2 separate regions of the Homo sapiens genome follow, and region 1 is linked to region 2. Evidence: read pairs that join two places in POLR2A ChIA-PET (ENCODE). Cell type or tissue: OCI-LY7. All regions are shown on one strand.

Evidence for each region. Peaks named below come from ENCODE experiments on the same cell type or tissue, not always from the same donor. Only the 100,000 strongest peaks of a DNase experiment are listed, where the experiment ranks them.
Region 1: POLR2A ChIA-PET joins it to region 2 with 11 read pairs; 8 of 35 experiments call an interaction of 5 or more read pairs at or near these places.

Annotation. Positions count from the first base shown.
Region 1 is chr10:67,800,059-67,808,058 of GRCh38, reverse strand. DNAJC12 (DnaJ heat shock protein family (Hsp40) member C12) reads left to right here. Exons shown (of 5, transcript NM_021800.3): 4 at 2,272-2,476. Among named protein-coding and RNA genes, the nearest start is that of DNAJC12, 34 kb to the left of the region's middle. In OCI-LY7, no CTCF peak of the experiment used is centred here; no DNase peak of the experiment used is centred here.
Region 2 is chr10:67,879,972-67,887,971 of GRCh38, reverse strand. SIRT1 (sirtuin 1) reads right to left here and starts at 3,316. Exons shown (of 9, transcript NM_012238.5): 1 at 2,821-3,316; 2 at 439-555. The coding sequence starts at 3,250. RefSeq lists silencers at 2,611-2,730, 2,527-2,821, 3,256-3,440, 2,941-3,480, promoters at 3,248-3,423, 3,250-3,461, 3,249-4,280, 3,251-5,636 and enhancers at 3,561-3,720, 3,741-3,800. In OCI-LY7, CTCF peaks have their summits at 3,042 and 3,271; DNase peaks (open chromatin) are centred at 1,931, 2,831 and 3,391; H3K4me3 peaks cover 3,334 bases; H3K27ac peaks cover 2,654 bases.

The DNA of each region.
Region 1 (8,000 bases), 80 kb after region 2:
CTGTGTCCCAGCAAACCAGGCTGCTTAGCATCACTCTGATGTTAGTCCTTTGATTGAACTACAAAGCGTGAGAAGCACTTGTATCTAAGGTTAGATACAGTTTGGATATTTCTTCTGTATATTTCTTTAATGAGGATCAGCAGATATGGGAGTCTGATAACATATTTTATTCTGATTTACTCACAAAGGAGATGGATAAGACTACTATTTCAGAACATCTTTTCACTGAGGACCTTTAAAGCATTTACTGTGGATTAGACATTAATCCTAACCTATCTAAGACAGACCACAGGTACTTTGATTTCAAGAGAGAAGTACTGAGGCACAGAGATCAATACATCACGTACAGGCCACTTTGCTGGCTTGTGAAGCTCACAGTTTACATTTTCAGCTCTCTGGGCCCTGAATTCTTGAATGTCTTATTCCTTGTTTTTCACTAACCTTCCTAATATCCTTTTCCCTCTGCAGAGGAAGTCACTGGCAGCCTCTTTTATTTTGTGCATATGCAAAAACCAAACCAAAACAACAAACCTAAACCAACCAAACAAAAGTCATTTTTTTTTTTAATACCAGCTGAGGCATTGCCTCTTTTAAAAATTAACGTTTTTATTTTGAAATAAAATCTACAGAGAAATGGGTAATACTTGCATTTACAATTTAGCAAATGGTTTTGAAGTGTTTACTCTGTAACTATTCCCTTCCCACACATATTGTTGGCACCAGGAATCTCCCACCTTGTATGTTTTTGCATCGAAACTTCGCCTAATTTTTAAAATTGAATATTTTCTTTTTTTTTTTGAGACAGAATCTCGCTCTGTCACCCAGGCTGGAGTGCAGTGGTGCGATACCAGCTCACTGCAACCTCTGCCTCCCGGATTCAAGTGATTCTCGTGCCTCAGCCTCCCGGGTAGCTGGGATTACAGGCACACACTACCTTGCCCAACTAATTTTTGTTTTTTTAAGTAGAGGTGAGGTTTCACCATGTTGGCCAGGCTGGTTTGGAACTCCTGACCTTGTGATCCATCCACCTAGGCCTCCCAGAGTGCTGGGATTAAGGTGTGAGCCACTGCGCCCAGCCTAAAATACAATGTTTTCTAATTGTACATATATATAATCTTCTCATAGAAAATTTGGGAAATACAAAAACAAAAGATGTAATTCTGTTACACAGGCATAACTACAGTTATATTTTGGTGCCTTTCCTTCCCATTTCTTTTTCTTTTTTTTTTTTTTTGAGACCGAGTCTTGCTCTGTTGCCCAGGCTGGAGTGCAATGGTGCGATCTCGGCTCACTGCAACCTCCACCTCCTGGGTTCAAGCAATTCTCCCGCCTCAGCCTCCTGAGTAGCTGGGATTACAGGTGTGCACCACCACGACCAGCTAATTTTTGTATTTTTAGTAGAGACGTGGTTTCACCTTGTTGGCCAAGGATGGTCTCGAACTCCTTGCCTCAAATGATCCACCCACCTTGGCTTCCCAAAGTGCTGGGATTACAAGCATGAGCCACTGTGCCCAGCCTCTTTTCTTTTTCTTGTTAGGGTGAGAGCTGGTTACATTTATTGGTGGCAATGACTGCTTTATGGGGTGGTTCTTGGATCTTGGGGTTGATTAGCCTTTGGACTGGTTATATTTGGAGAAGAGGATTCAGGATGACACTTCTTTGTAGTTGGGAAGAGATAGGTTGAAGGTGGGAATAAATGACTTCTTTGATTTGATTAGGGCAGAGAGCTAGAATATTTATAATTTTAGGGTGTTAAAGGCTATGTTTCCTTCTAGTCTTGAGTTGTGGTAATAGAGGTAGTGTGTCACTGTTTCTTAGTACTTCAGGAATAGCTTCCCACAATATCCCGATGAGGTTTTAAGAAATAGTTATGCATTATTTTGGTTGATGGTAGGGCTAATGATTCCACTTGAAATATTCTTGATACAGCAAACTCAAAAGCGCTCTTTTTCACTGTATTCATTTGTTAGTTCATCCATCCATCCCTCCATTCATTCATCCATCTGTCCAATTTTTAGATCTAATAGGAAATACATATACAGAACAGAAAATGAAAAAGGTACAAAAGGGTGTATGGTGAAAAGTAACTATTAATAGTTGGATTAATTAATATCTGGATTAATTTATGAGTATCTTGTTAATAGTCAAGTCTAACATGCTGTTAATTAGCACTACAGTAGTAGGTCAGGTGTTACCACATATCAAACTTTAAATATAGAAAATCATATAATATCAATTTAATTTTTATATCTCTGCTTTACATTAATTTAGTCAATGCACTGGGTTGTCAGAGGTAAAAAAGACCTGATGCTGGAAGAATCTGACAAGACTCATACCACCAAGATGGAAAATGAGGAATGTAATGAGCAAAGAGAAAGAAAGAAAGAGGAGCTGGCTTCAACCGCAGAGAAAACGGAGCAGAAAGAACCCAAGCCCCTAGAGAAGTCAGTCTCCCCGCAAAATTCAGATTCTTCAGGTAAGTCACGTTATATAACTGCAGAATGGAGAAGGTCTGAAATTAAAGAGTTTTGTTTATATTGCATTTATTCTTAACTTTTTCAATCTGCACAGCAGTGCCAAGTTTAAAGATTGGTTTATCATCTTAAAAGACACTTAGCATTGACACCGAAACTAGAAGGTATTCCTCAGAAGGGAAACCTTGAGACAATTCTCAGTGTCTTTGGCTTTACTGACATAATGCTAGCTAACATTGATTGAATGTTTACTATGTGCAGGAACACTCTTTACATATATTAGTTTACATTTATTATCTCATTTAATATTAATTTTATATATATTAACTTATTCTCACTACAAGCTTGTGAGGCTGATATCAATATTATTCTCATTTTATAGATGAGAAAACCAAAGGCCAGGAGGTTGAATAATTTGCTTAAAGCCATACAGCTTGTATGGGAAGGGAAAGGGGTCTGAACCAAGGCAGGTTGACTTCAGTCAGTGTTCCAAGGCATTGCCCTATCCTATGATAATGCCTTATTGAATTGAATTTAATTTTTTTTCTTTTTTGAGATGGAGTCTCACTCTGTCATCTAGGCTGGAGTGCAGTGGCATAATCTCAGCTCATTGCAACCTCTGCCTCCTGGGTTCAAGTGATTCTTGTGCCTCAGATTCCCCAGTAGCTGGGACTACAGGCGCCTGCCATGATGCCTGGCTAATTTTTGTATTTTTAGTAGAGATGGGGTTTCATCATGTTGGCCAGGCTGGTCTCAAACTCCTGACCTCAGGTGATCCTCCTGCCTGGGCCTCCCAAAGTGCTGGGATTACAGGTGTAAGCCACCATGCCCGGCCCAATAATGCCTTATCTGTAAATAGCTCTGTAGACATTCTGAATCATTTATAAATCCACTGAAGCAGAGTATTATAGAAGTTTACCTCCTGGCTACCAAGCTACACTACCTGAGTTCACATCCTAGCTCTACTACTTATTATCTGTATTACTTGGCAAAGTTACTTAACTTCTCTAGACCTCAGTTTCTGCATCTATAAAATAGGGATTATAATAGTACTTGCTCATCTAGGTGCATTGTTGTGCACCTGTAGTCCTAGCTACTCAAGAGGCTGAGGCAGGAGGCTGGCTTGAGGCCAGGAGTTCAAAGCTGCTGTGTGTGATGATCACTCCTGTGATTAGGTGCTTGCATTCCATCCTGGGTGACATAGTGAGACTCCATCTCTTAAATAAAAAATAGTACCTTCTTATAGGGTTACCATGAGGATTAAATGGGGAGATACATAAAAAATGCTTAGCACAGCGGTTCACCTCTAGGAAGCCCTAGGTAAATGTTACCTGTTTGTATCATTTGTCTATCTGGCTGGCTATCTATCTAGCCATCCAACTAGTTTGGATGTGTTGTATATACACACATTGTATACACACATTGTAACTGTCCTTCAAATTATTATGTGTTGATTCTCAGGGTTGTGATGTAGCACCCTATTAGAATTTAGCCTTTAAGCAGAACGTTCCTGAACACCCTAGAACACTTGTATTCAAAAGAAGATAGTTAGATGGCTTGTGGTGGATTATAGTCTTTTGAGAAATAGTCACTTCAAATCTCTCTTTGGGGAGAACTTTTACATCTTCTCTTCTTGCTGGGAATGAAGATCCATAGAGTTTGATTCAGATGTCTCTGTTGGTTACCCAAGAGATGGCTGTGGAGTCTGCACATTGATTGCATCACCCAGTAACTGGAAATGGTTATAATTTAACAAACTGATCAAAGGAGAAGCCTGAAGTGTAGAAAAACAGTGTTTTAAGCAAACACAGGAGTACAATCACTCCCCTACATGTAAACACGATGAATGTTCAGTTCTGTGTTTCTTGAACCCCTGGGGGTTCCCCAAGTCTTTCTGTTTCTGTCAGATTCAGACCAAGTCTGTGCACACCAAAATTAGGTGTAGTGTGGGTGGGAGACACTTCAGAGACTCAGGCATGATGCTGAGGCCTCTTGAGCCCCTCTCATAGGATTCTACGAAATTTTCCTTCTTTTTAAAAAAATAGTAATTTAGATACTGAATAAAAACAAAAGTAGTATAGACTTGCTGTTAAAAAATTCAAAGAATCATATATAGCCAGGTTGCCAACCTTCTCTGCTTCTGTTTCTTGAAGTAACCAAGGCTGACACTCAGGTGTGTTTCCTTCCACTATTCTCTATGCTAACACAGGTGTGTATATGTGCACTTATGAGAGCTTTAAAAGTAAAGAATGGGGTTATACTGTACACATTTCTCTGTGTTACGCAGTGGTTAAGAATGTGGGCTCAGCTTTTCACTGATGAGTTGTATGACCTTGGACAAGCTAGTTAACCCCTCTGCATCTATGTCTTCTTAGTTATATAATGGTCAAAATATTAGTGTCTACCTCATAAAATTTTTTTTTTTGAGGAGTAAATAACTTAATTGTCCAGGCGCAGTGGCTCACACCTGTAGTCCTAGCAATTAGGGAGGGTGAGGTGGGCGGATTGCTTGAGGCCGGGAGTTTGAGACCAGCCTGGGCAACATGGTGAAACCATCTCTAAAAAAAAATATGAAAATTAGCCAGGAGTGGTGGTGCGTGCCTGTAATCCCGTTACTTGAGCCCGGGTGTGTGTGTGGGGGGGGATGTTGAGGCTGCAGTGAGCTGCGATTGCACCACTGTACTCCAGCCTGGGTGACAGAATGAGATCCTGTCACACACACACACACACACACACACACACACACGCACAATAACTTAATATACGTAAAATATTTAGACCAATACCAGGCACATTGTAAACACTTTTTTTAGTGTTAACTTTTATTATTAAGAGACTTCTCTTTAAATCCTTACATTCAGAATGAATTCCTGCTTTTTAACAGCTGATAACATTCCACAGTGTAGATATATGTTATGTCAAAGTCAAACAAAAATATAGATTCGAATCTCTATGTAAAACATTTTACTTGGGAAAATATATAAAAACTACATTGCAATTCAAGGCATACACACAGATGGGATGGTCTTTGGTGTGTCTGAAGAACAAATAAAATGTTGGGGGTTTTATTAGAAAGAGAAATGTTACATATTGTTATGAAAGAAAACTCATTGGCACTAGCAAAGTTCTGGGAGCTAGCAAGCTGTAATTGGTGAGTGATGGCAATAGGTAAAACTAGCCTTAGAGGCAAGGCAGGTCATTTCGGCAGCTGGCTTGTGATAGAATTCTTGGGTAGGCATTTGTGTCCTGAGTGCTTTTCTTTTCCTCTCCCTGGTTCTCGGCTCTAATTTACTTGGGTAATAACAGATAATGCCAATTCATATAATCAATTTTCACATATAATTTACTCAGAACAAATTGTGATGCCAGTTTTGATGTCTTCATATTGTGATATGTATGCTATTGTTTAAGAATGAAGTGGAGCCAGCTGCAGTGGCTTGGGCCTGTACTCCTAGAACTTTGGGAGGCTGAGATGGGAGGATCGCTTGAGTCCAGGAGTTCGAGACCAGCTTGAGCAACATAGCAAGAGCCCTGTCTCCACAAAATTAAAAAACCATTAGCTAGGTATGCTGGCGTGCGCCTGTAGTTCCAGCTACTTGGGAGGCTGAGGCAGAAGGATTACTTGAGCCTGGGAGTTTGAAGCTGCAGTGAGCTATGATCCTGCCACTGCACTCCAGCCTGGGTGATAGAGCAAGACCCTGTGTCTCCGTGTCAAAAAAAAAAAAAAAAAAAAAAAAAAAAAAAAAAAGAATGAAGTGGAGGGGATGGGAATCATTGTTCTTTTTTTTTTTTTTGAAACAGAGTTTTGCTCTTGTTGCCCAGGCTGGAGTGCAGTGGCACTGTCTCGGCTCACTGCAACCTCCACCTCCTGGGTTCAAGAGATTCTCCTGCCTCAGCCTCCCAAGTAGCTGGGATTACAGGCACCCGCCACCACACCTGGCTAATTTTCATATTTTTAGTAGAGATGGGGTTTCACCATGTTGCCCAGGCTGGTTTAGAACTCCTGACCTCAGGTGATCTGCCCACTTTGGCCTCCCAAAGTGCTAAGATTACAGACATGAGCCATTGCATCCAACTGGGAATCATTGTTCTAAAAAGCTGTTGTTGGAGAATTATGAAATTCTGCCAAAGGTTGCATTTACAAGTATTTTCTTTATGCTGTTTAAAAGATTATTGGCTTTTCTGACTAGTGCCTTAAAGCTGGAGTTGGATATATCAAAGTGCTGTTGCATGATTATTTATGATTTCATTTTACTGCAGCGTAAATTTTTATAATGTCAGCATTTAAGAAATATTATTCCTGTCAACTTTACCAAGCCCTGAGTGGCTTCTTATATATTACTTTTCAGCATATTTGCTAATTTCCTCAAGCAGTGCTAGATATTCACTTTGGAATTTGCCTTTTGATGTCTCTTCTGTGATGAGCAGCCACCAAATAGCCCCCACCACATTCTAATTCTTTATTGCAAAAAGTAAAATATGGAGCACTGCATCTGAAAACCACTGTGCGAGACAATCTCATTTTTACTTTCTTTCTGCTTAAATATGCAATAAATATGTCTTCTGATAAATACAGTTCTAAAATAAAATAGTTTTGTGTAACATCTTGGAGTAAAAAAGAGAAAGAAATTTTTTTTTTTTTTAGACAGAATCTTGCTTTGTTGCCCAGGCTGGAGTGCAGTGGCACCACCTCGGCTCACTGCAACCTCTGCCTCCCGGGTCAAGCTATTCTCCTGCCTCAGCCTGCCAAGTAGCTGGGATTACGGCACCTGCCATCATGCCCGGCTAATTTTTTGTGTTTTTAGTAGAGACGGAGTTTCACCATGTTGGCCAGGCTGGTCTCGAACTCCTGACCTCGTGATCTGCCCACCTCGGCCCACCAAAGCACTGGGATTACAGGCATGAGCCGCCGCGTCCCACCAAGAAAAATTTAAATGTACGCAATGATTTTGGTGTGCTGCCGTGTCCCTGGGCACTACCTTCCTAGGCATTGCCAACCTTGTGGCTCCAGCCACAAACATTGTGACTCTGCCAGAGGGCTTGCTCTGGCAATGGAGCCTACTTGGCAGCAAATCAGCAGGCAGTAAGTGTCAGGGAGTAAATGCCCTTTGGATGACAATAATGAGTGGAAGTGGGAAGCTAAATTCTCCAGGTCCTTCACCCCTCATGTGAGATAACTCTAAGAAGTTTTATATTATCTCCCAGGGTTCCCCAGTGGGATCATTTGCAGTTACCCATGGCAGTAACTTGTTTGATAATGTACCTTTTATAGCTTTGGTTCTCATTCTGCTAAGGTGCCACCTGGGATTACCTCCCAAATTAGCCACTTTGTTTCAATTTTTTTTTTTTTTTTTTTTTTTTTTGAGATAGAGTCTCTCTCTGTCACCCAGGCTGGAGTGCAGTGGTGTGATCACGACTCACTGCAGCCTCGACCTCCTAGGCTCAGATGATCCTCCCACCTCCGCCCCCAAATGGCTGGGACTGCAGGTGTGCACCACCACATCCGGCTAATTTTTTATAGAGATG
Region 2 (8,000 bases):
TAAGTGTACAATAAAGTGAAAAAACAAGGAATATGAAGTGAGGGAGGAAGATATTCTAACCGGATGAAGAACACTACACAAAAAGGGGACAAGTGAGGTGGGGCAAGGTGGCACATGCCTGTAATCCCAGCACTTTGGGAGGCCCAGGCGGACGGATCACCTGAGGTCGGGAGTTCAAGACCAGCCTGACCAACATGGAGAAACCCCGTCTCTACTAAAAATTCAAAATTAGCCGGGCGTAGTGGCATATGCATGTAATCCCAGCTGCTGGGGAGGCTGAGGCAGGAGAATCGCTTGAACCTGGAAGGCGGAGGGTACGGTGAGCCGAGATCGCGCCATTGCACTCCAGCCTCCGCAACAAGAGCGAAACTCTGTCTCAAAACAAACAAACCAAAAACCGTACATTTACTCTCTAAAATTAACAGCTCTGAGCCATACCTATCCGTGGCCTTGGAGTCCAGTCACTAGAGCTTGCATGTGAGGCTCTATCCTCCTCATCACTTTCACAGGAATGAAAACCATTAGTGATAATTTCATCACCGAACAGAAGGTTATCTGCAAAAGAAACCAAGTCAGTCAAGGCTATCAAAACAACATGCACCTAAAATGTATGAACGGTTATAGAGCAATCATTTTCATCGAGTACAGCATTTAACATTTACACGGCGTGTGTAAAGCATGCCTATGGGGTCAGCTTGCACTGTTCATTGGAACAGTTTCTTCATCTTTAGGAATTCTGCTCACTCAGTTTCAGCCAAAATCTAAAAATAAATTAAGTCTACTTAAAAAACAGAAAAGATAGCCGGGAGCGGTGGCTCACGCCTCTAATTCCAGAGCTTTGGGAGGCCGAGGCAGGCGGATCACCTGAGGTTGAGAATTCGAGACCAGCCTGACCAACATGGAGAAATCTCGTCTCTACTAATAATACAAAAATTAGCCGGGCATGGTGGCGCATGCCTGTAATCCCAACTACTCAGGAGGCTGAGGCACGAGAATGGCTTGAACCCGGGAAGCGGAGGTTGCGGTGAGCCGAGATCACGCCATTGCACTCCAGCTTGGGTAACAAGAGCGAAACTCCACCTTTTAAAAAAAAAGAAAAGGAAAAAAAAAAAGAAAAGATAATAATCTAGCTAGAATGTATCATACAATCACAAACAATAGCGTTCGTGAAACGTGTAATAAATGGACATTTACATAAAAACGTCATTCAAATATAACCTTGGCAATGCGCACGTTAAACTTACACAATACTACAAGTACCTCTGCATTGTTTCCTCTATTAAATAAACAGTATTAATAACACAATTATTATTAGGTAAATAATAAATTAGTACTCAACTGTGTTGCTTGAAATCAGGGTCTCTTTACTAAATCAGTCCCTAAAAACACATATTACTTTTTTTTTTTTTTTTTTTTGAGACGGGGTCTCACTCTGTTGCCCACCCTGGAGTGCAGTGGCAGGATCACAGCTCACTGCAACCTCGAACTCTAGTACCTGGGACTAAAGGTGTGCGACACCACGTCCCGCTTTTTTTACTTTTAGTAGAGAGGAGGTCTCGCTATGTTGCCCAGGCTGGCCTGAAACTCCTAGGCTCAAGAGATCCTCCCGCTTTGGCCTCCCAAAGTGCTAGGATTACACGAAAGAGCCACCGCGCCCGGCCTGACCCAAATATTGATAAAGATGAACACCTATCAAGGATAGAAACTCCTCAGATCAAAAATAAGAAACCTGACCGGGCGCGGTGGCTCACGCCTGTAATCCCAGCACTTTGGGCGGCCGAGGCGGACGGATCACGAAGTCAAGAAATCAAGACCATCCTGGCCAACATGGTGAAACCCCGTCTCTGCTAAAAACACAAAAATTAGCTGGGCGTGGTGGCGGGTGTCTGTAGTCCCAGCTACTCGGCAGGCTGAAGGAGAATCGGTTGAACGCGGGAGGCGGAGGTTGCACTGAGCCGAGATCGCGCCACTGCACTCCAGCCTAGCGACAGAGCGAGACTCCGTCTCAAAAAAAAAAAAAAAAAAAAAAAGAAACCTTCAAGAACATGACAACTGCAACATATCTGCTTCATTATGCTAGAAGTGTTAAGTTTGTGTCTCAATACTACATACATACAAAAAAAGCATGTTTAGCCCAAACACCATTACCGCACAAGAGCAAGATTAGAATAAAAGTAATATGAACAGCTCTAAAAGTACTCTCTCTCCCATACCCACTCCTAACTGCATTACAGAATGGTAATGTCTTCAGGAACAGCCACGTTCTTTAAATTTTGCAAGCTGTGACTATAGAAACAGCTTTCCTCTTTCAAAAATTGTAATTTCAGTCATAAAAATATAGACCAAAAAAAGCAAACTGCACAGGTGTCAAGTTTGCAAAAAGCAATTGAAAACGCAGACCAACGGGACAGCCAAAAAGTTGCAGACTTAAGTGTGCTGGGGGGTAGAGGAGAAAAGCAATGAAAATAAAAAATAAAGAAAAAGAAAAAAAAAGCTCTAACAAAAGCAATATGCTAAAAGAGTAAGAGGGGGAGAGAAACTTATTTTAAAGCGACTGCGAGAGTCTCCCGACCTGGCTGCTGCGGAAAGAACAAGGCCGCCCAGGCGGGCCACGGACGGAGGAAAAGAGCGAATCCACTGGCAGCTCGCGCAGTAGGAACCGCAGCCCCGGAGGAGCGCGGCTGAACGGAGGGCCGGGGTGGGGAGGGGAACGCCGCGGAGCCTGCCCCGAGCCCCCAGCCGCCCTCAACCTCAGGCCAGTAGGAGCCCGGGGAGAGGGAGGAGGAGATGCGCAGTTCCGGCCGCCCGCACCCTGCGCACCTCGGTACCCAATCGCCGCCGCCGCCGCCTCTTCCTCCTCCTCGCCCTCGTCGTCGTCGTCTTCGTCGTACAAGTTGTCGGCCAGCGGTGGCTCCCGAGATGGGCCCTGCAGGCCCGGCCCATTGTCTCCTTCCCCAGCCGCCGCAGTCGCCTGGGCCTCTTGCTCCCCGCCTGCCGCCGCCGCCTCTGCCTCCGCCTCCCGCCACAGCGCCGCCGCCGCCGCACCCGGGCAGCCCCTGGCCGCCGCCGGCACCTCACGCTCTGGGGCCGCCCCACCGGGCTCGCCCGGGCTCCGCTCGAGGCCGGGACCATCTCTCCGCGGCCTCTTGCGGAGCGGCTCCCCGGCGGGGGACGACGCGGCCTCCCTGTCGGCCCCCGCCGCCGAGGGGGAGCCGCCGGGCTGAAGGGCGAGGGCCGCCTCGTCCGCCATCTTCCAACTGCCTCTCTGGCCCTCCTCCCTCGCCTCCTCTGCTCCCGCTCGACGCGCGGCACTGGCGCCCCCGCGGCTCCGGCTGCGGGAGATTTAAACCCCATCACGTGACCCGCCCCATCGCCGCCCCCGCCCTCTCGGCGCTCCCGCCACCCACGCGGGCCAGACCACAACACTACGGGTCACGTGGCGGGCGGAGGCTGTTGCGTCTACCGCTCCGCCTGGGCTGGAAGCGCACTCGGCCCCGGCGGCCGGCGGCCCTTCCTCTTTGTGGCGAGCGTGTAGTGCAGCCAAATTCGCCCCTCGGCCGCTTTCTCAACTTCTCTTTCAAACTGACCTCAAATCACTACCGCCGGAACAGCTCAAGTTTTGGTCCGCCCTGGGAATTTCCACGTCTTCCTGAAGTGTACACCTGGCCTGCCTTAGCCTTGTCTATATTTAGCTAAGGGTTAAAACACAGCTGAAGCTGGCTAAGACTTAGCTCCCTGAAATACGTTGGATAGTCGTTCTGTTTTGTTAATAAGTAGGAAGAGAGGCAAAAGGAGGCGGCTCCTTTCCCACTCTCCTCACACCGTTCTGACAGCTCCTCTTTTGCTCCTTTTTCTGCTCCTTGCTTTTCTCCTTAGTCGGTTGCTTTTTTCCCCTCTCTCCCATCACTTGTAGGGTGGTATACATTGTAAAATCCTTGAAGGCATATGTCCTCCTGGGAAGACCTTTGACGTGGAGGTTTGGAGATCAGCCGATCTACTTTCTGGCCCCAGCTTGGCTTCAAACGTGTGTGAATTCCCTCCTCCGGGCCTCAGTTTTCTCACGTGCAGAATGGGTTTGTTGGGTCAGTATGAGAGCATGGGAAGGAAATGACTTGGCCTCCATGCACATCTGCCCTTGGTTAAAATTTGGAGTCCTTCCTTTCTAGCGTGAGCTATCTAGCCGTTTCTAAACTTAATTTTTCTCATGTCTTAAATGGTAATAAGTATTTTAAAACGTCATAGATTTAAATGAGATAACCAGATGTAAAACGAGGGGTACCTAGTAGTTCAAAAGGCTTAGTGGAAAGCCCTTCCACTTTCCTCTCTCCCTGAAATTCTGGCACACTGTGACTCCATATCTAATCTTAACTAAGGACCCATATAACCCATGGTAGATCTAGAGCCAGTGTTTGTTATGGCATCTGCCTGGAGCACAGCGTTTCTATCTGTTTAAAGGACCTCTACGAGTTTATGGTACACTGTCCCTTAAGCCTAGTATGGGTTCTGGCCATACTGCATCAATTACCTGCGTGACTTTAGGCAACCAACTTAAAGCTGTTTCTTCATCCTTAAAATAAAAAATAAAAAGCTGGAAATATATCGCTAAGGTCCTATCTACATCCAAAAGTCTTATTTCATCTGGTCACCACTATTCATTTCTGAAAGTAATCATCTCCAGTCCTAGAAGCCTTAAAACCATCTTTGGTTGCGTGGGGGTCAAGGGGAGGGAGAGCATTAGGACAAATAGCTAATGCATGCGGGACTTAAAACCTGGCTGGGCGCGGTGGCTGCTGCCTGTAATCCCAGCACTTTGGGAGGCCGAGGCGGACAGATCACCTGAAGTCGGAAGTTCGAGACCAGCCTGACCAACATGGAGAAACCCCGTCTCTACTAAAAATACAAAATTAGCCGGGCGTGGTGGCACATGCCTGTAATCCCAGCTACTCAGAAGGCTGAGGCAGGAGAATCGCTTGAACCCAGCAGGCAGAGGTTGCGGTGAGCCGAGATCGCACCATTGCACACCAGCCTGGGCAGCAAGAGCGAAACTCCGTCTCAAAAAAAAATATAAATAAAACCTAGATGAGGGGTTGATTGGTGCAGCAAACCACCATGGCTCACCTATAAGTATGTAACAAACCTACACATTCTGCACCTGTATCCTGGAACTTAAATTAAAAAAAAAATCTTTGAAGCGTTCCTTCATACCAATCCCTCTGAAATCCATCTGACCAATCAATGACCAAATCCTGTTGTCCTTCCTTTCTTGCTACACTCCTCCCAATTCCTGACTAGGCACCACACTCCTAGTGGTTGACATACTTGGTCCTCCCCACTTTCTGTCTTACACTACAAAATATTTCATAAATTGACTCTCAGCTACGTTGGTGGAATGCAATATATGAAATGTTGAGAGTCAGTATCCCAATAAAACAGAAACAAAATTCCCAGCTTTTTTGAGAAAAAGATGTCTGTAAGCTTATGAGCATCCTGTTGTTCATTAATTCATTTATATTTATAGTATATTATTGACACGTGAAGTTTATGAACTACAAGAAATGCTATGTGATCAATATTATTGTTAGTATGCTGAGAGGTCAGAGATGCAGTATGCTTTTCAGGTAGGATAAATGAGAAACAGAAATTGTATTACAACAAACACAAAAACAAAAAATCCCAATTAGACTTCTGGTCTACCACTGGTTAAGAACTAACATTAAGGCTAGGCGCTGTGGCTCACGCCTATAAATCCCAGCACTTTGGGAGGCCAAGGCGGGCGGATCACCTGATGTCAGGAGTTCGAGACCAGCCTGACCAGTATGATGTAACCCCGTCTCCACTAAAAATACAAAAATTAGCCCAGAGTGGTGGCATGCGCCTGTAATCCCAGCTACTCGGGAGGCTGAGACGGGAGAATCGCTTGAACTCAGGAGGTGGAGGTTGCAGTGACCTGAGACAGTGCCATTGCACTCCAGCCTGGGCAACAAGAGTGAAACTCTGTCTCAAAAAAAAAAAAAAAAAAAAAAGAACATTAATATTCTGGCTGACTTAGTAGTTCTATTCTCCTAAGTTAATAAATTGGCCTGCCAAGCACGGTGGCTGACGCCTGTAATCCCAGCACTTTGGGAGGTCGAGGCGGGTGGATCACGAGGTCAGGAGATCAAGACCATCCTGGCTAACACGGTGAAACCCCGTGTCTACTAAAAATACAAAAAATTAGCCGGGTGTGGTGGCGGGCGCCTGTAGTCCCAGCTACTCGGGAGGTTGAGGCAGGAGAATGGCGTGAACCCAGGAGGCGGAGCTTGCAGTGAGCCGGGATCGCGCCACTGCACTCTGGCCTGGGCGACAGAGTGAGACTCCATCGCAAAAAAAATAAAAATAAGAATAAATAAAAAATGAATAAATAAAAAAATAAATTGGCCTAATAGCTCTGATATCAGTCTCATGTGACTACAATTAGTAAGGGAGTTAGTATCAACTCTTTTGTACTAATAAAATGTTATTGTCAAAACTGAAAAACACAAATGGAAATCCCTACTTCACACAATATACGAAAATAAATTCCAGCCAGGCGCGGTGGCTCACTCCTGTAATCCCAGCACTTTGGGAGGCTGAGGGGGGGCAGATCACCTGAAGTCGGGAGTTCAAGACCAGCCTGGCCAACATGGACAAACTACTACTGACTCTACTAAAAAATAAATTAGCCAGGTGTGGTGGCACATTCCTGTAATCCCAACTACTTGGGAGGCTGAGGGAGGAGAATTGCTTGAACCTGGGAGGCGGAGATTGCAGTGAGCCGAGATTGCACCATTGCACTCCAGCCAGGGCAACAAGAGCAAAACTTCATCTCAAAAATATAAAAAATTAAAAATTCCAGATGGATTGAAGATCTAAATGAAAAAATACAAAAATAAAAATATGACATTTTAGAATATTTATAACTTTGGATCAAGAAAGAACTTTTTAGCAAGGCAGGAGCCATTTTTTAAATGATAAAAATATTTGACAATATAAAAATTTAAAATATGCTCAAACCTATTAGTAGTCAGGGATACGTAGTGAAAAAATGTCCTAGCCAAGTACAATGGCTCATACCTATAATCCCAGCACTTTAGGAAGCTGAGGTGGAAGGATGGCTTGAGACCAAGAATTTGAGATCAGCCTGGGCCACACAGTGAGACCTCATCTCTCCAAAACCTTTAAAAATTAGTCCAGCATCCTGCTTTGCGCCTGTAGTCCGAGCTACTTGGGAGGCTGAGGCAGGAGGACTGTTTGAGCCTGAAGGTCGAGGCTGCAGTGAGCCACGGTCTAGCCACTGCACTCCAACCTGGGCAACACAGCAAGACCCTAACTCAAAAAAATAAAATACGGCTGGGCGCAGTGGCTCACGCCTGTAATCCCAGCACTTTGGGAGGCTGAGGCGGGCAGATCATGAGGTCAGGAGATTGAGACCATCCTGGCTAACATGGTGAAACCCCGTCTCCACTAAAAATACAAAAAAATTAGCCAGGCGTGGTGGTGGGCGCCTGTAGTCCCAGTTACTCGGGAGGCTGAGGCAGAAGAATGGCGGAAACCCAGGAGGCAGAGCTTGCAGTGAGCCAAGATCACGCACTGCACTCCAGCCTGGGCGACAGAGTGAGACTCCATCTCAAAAAAAATAAATAAAGTAACATCCGGGTGCGGTCAGTCATGCCTGTAATGCTAGTACTTTGGGAGGCCAATGTGGGCAGATCACTTGACGTCAGGAGTTCGAAACCAGCCTGGCCAAAATGGTGAAACCCCATCTCTACTAAAAATATACGATAATTAGCCAGGCATGGTGGTGCACGTCTGTAATCTCAGCTACTCGGGAGGCTGAGGAACGAGAATCACTTGGACCTGGGAGGTGGAGGTTGCAGTGAGCCGAGATTGCGCCACTGCACTCCAGCCTAGGTGACAGAGTGAGACTCCGTCTCAAAAATAAAATAAAATAACATTAAAACATGACCGGGAGTGGTGGCTCA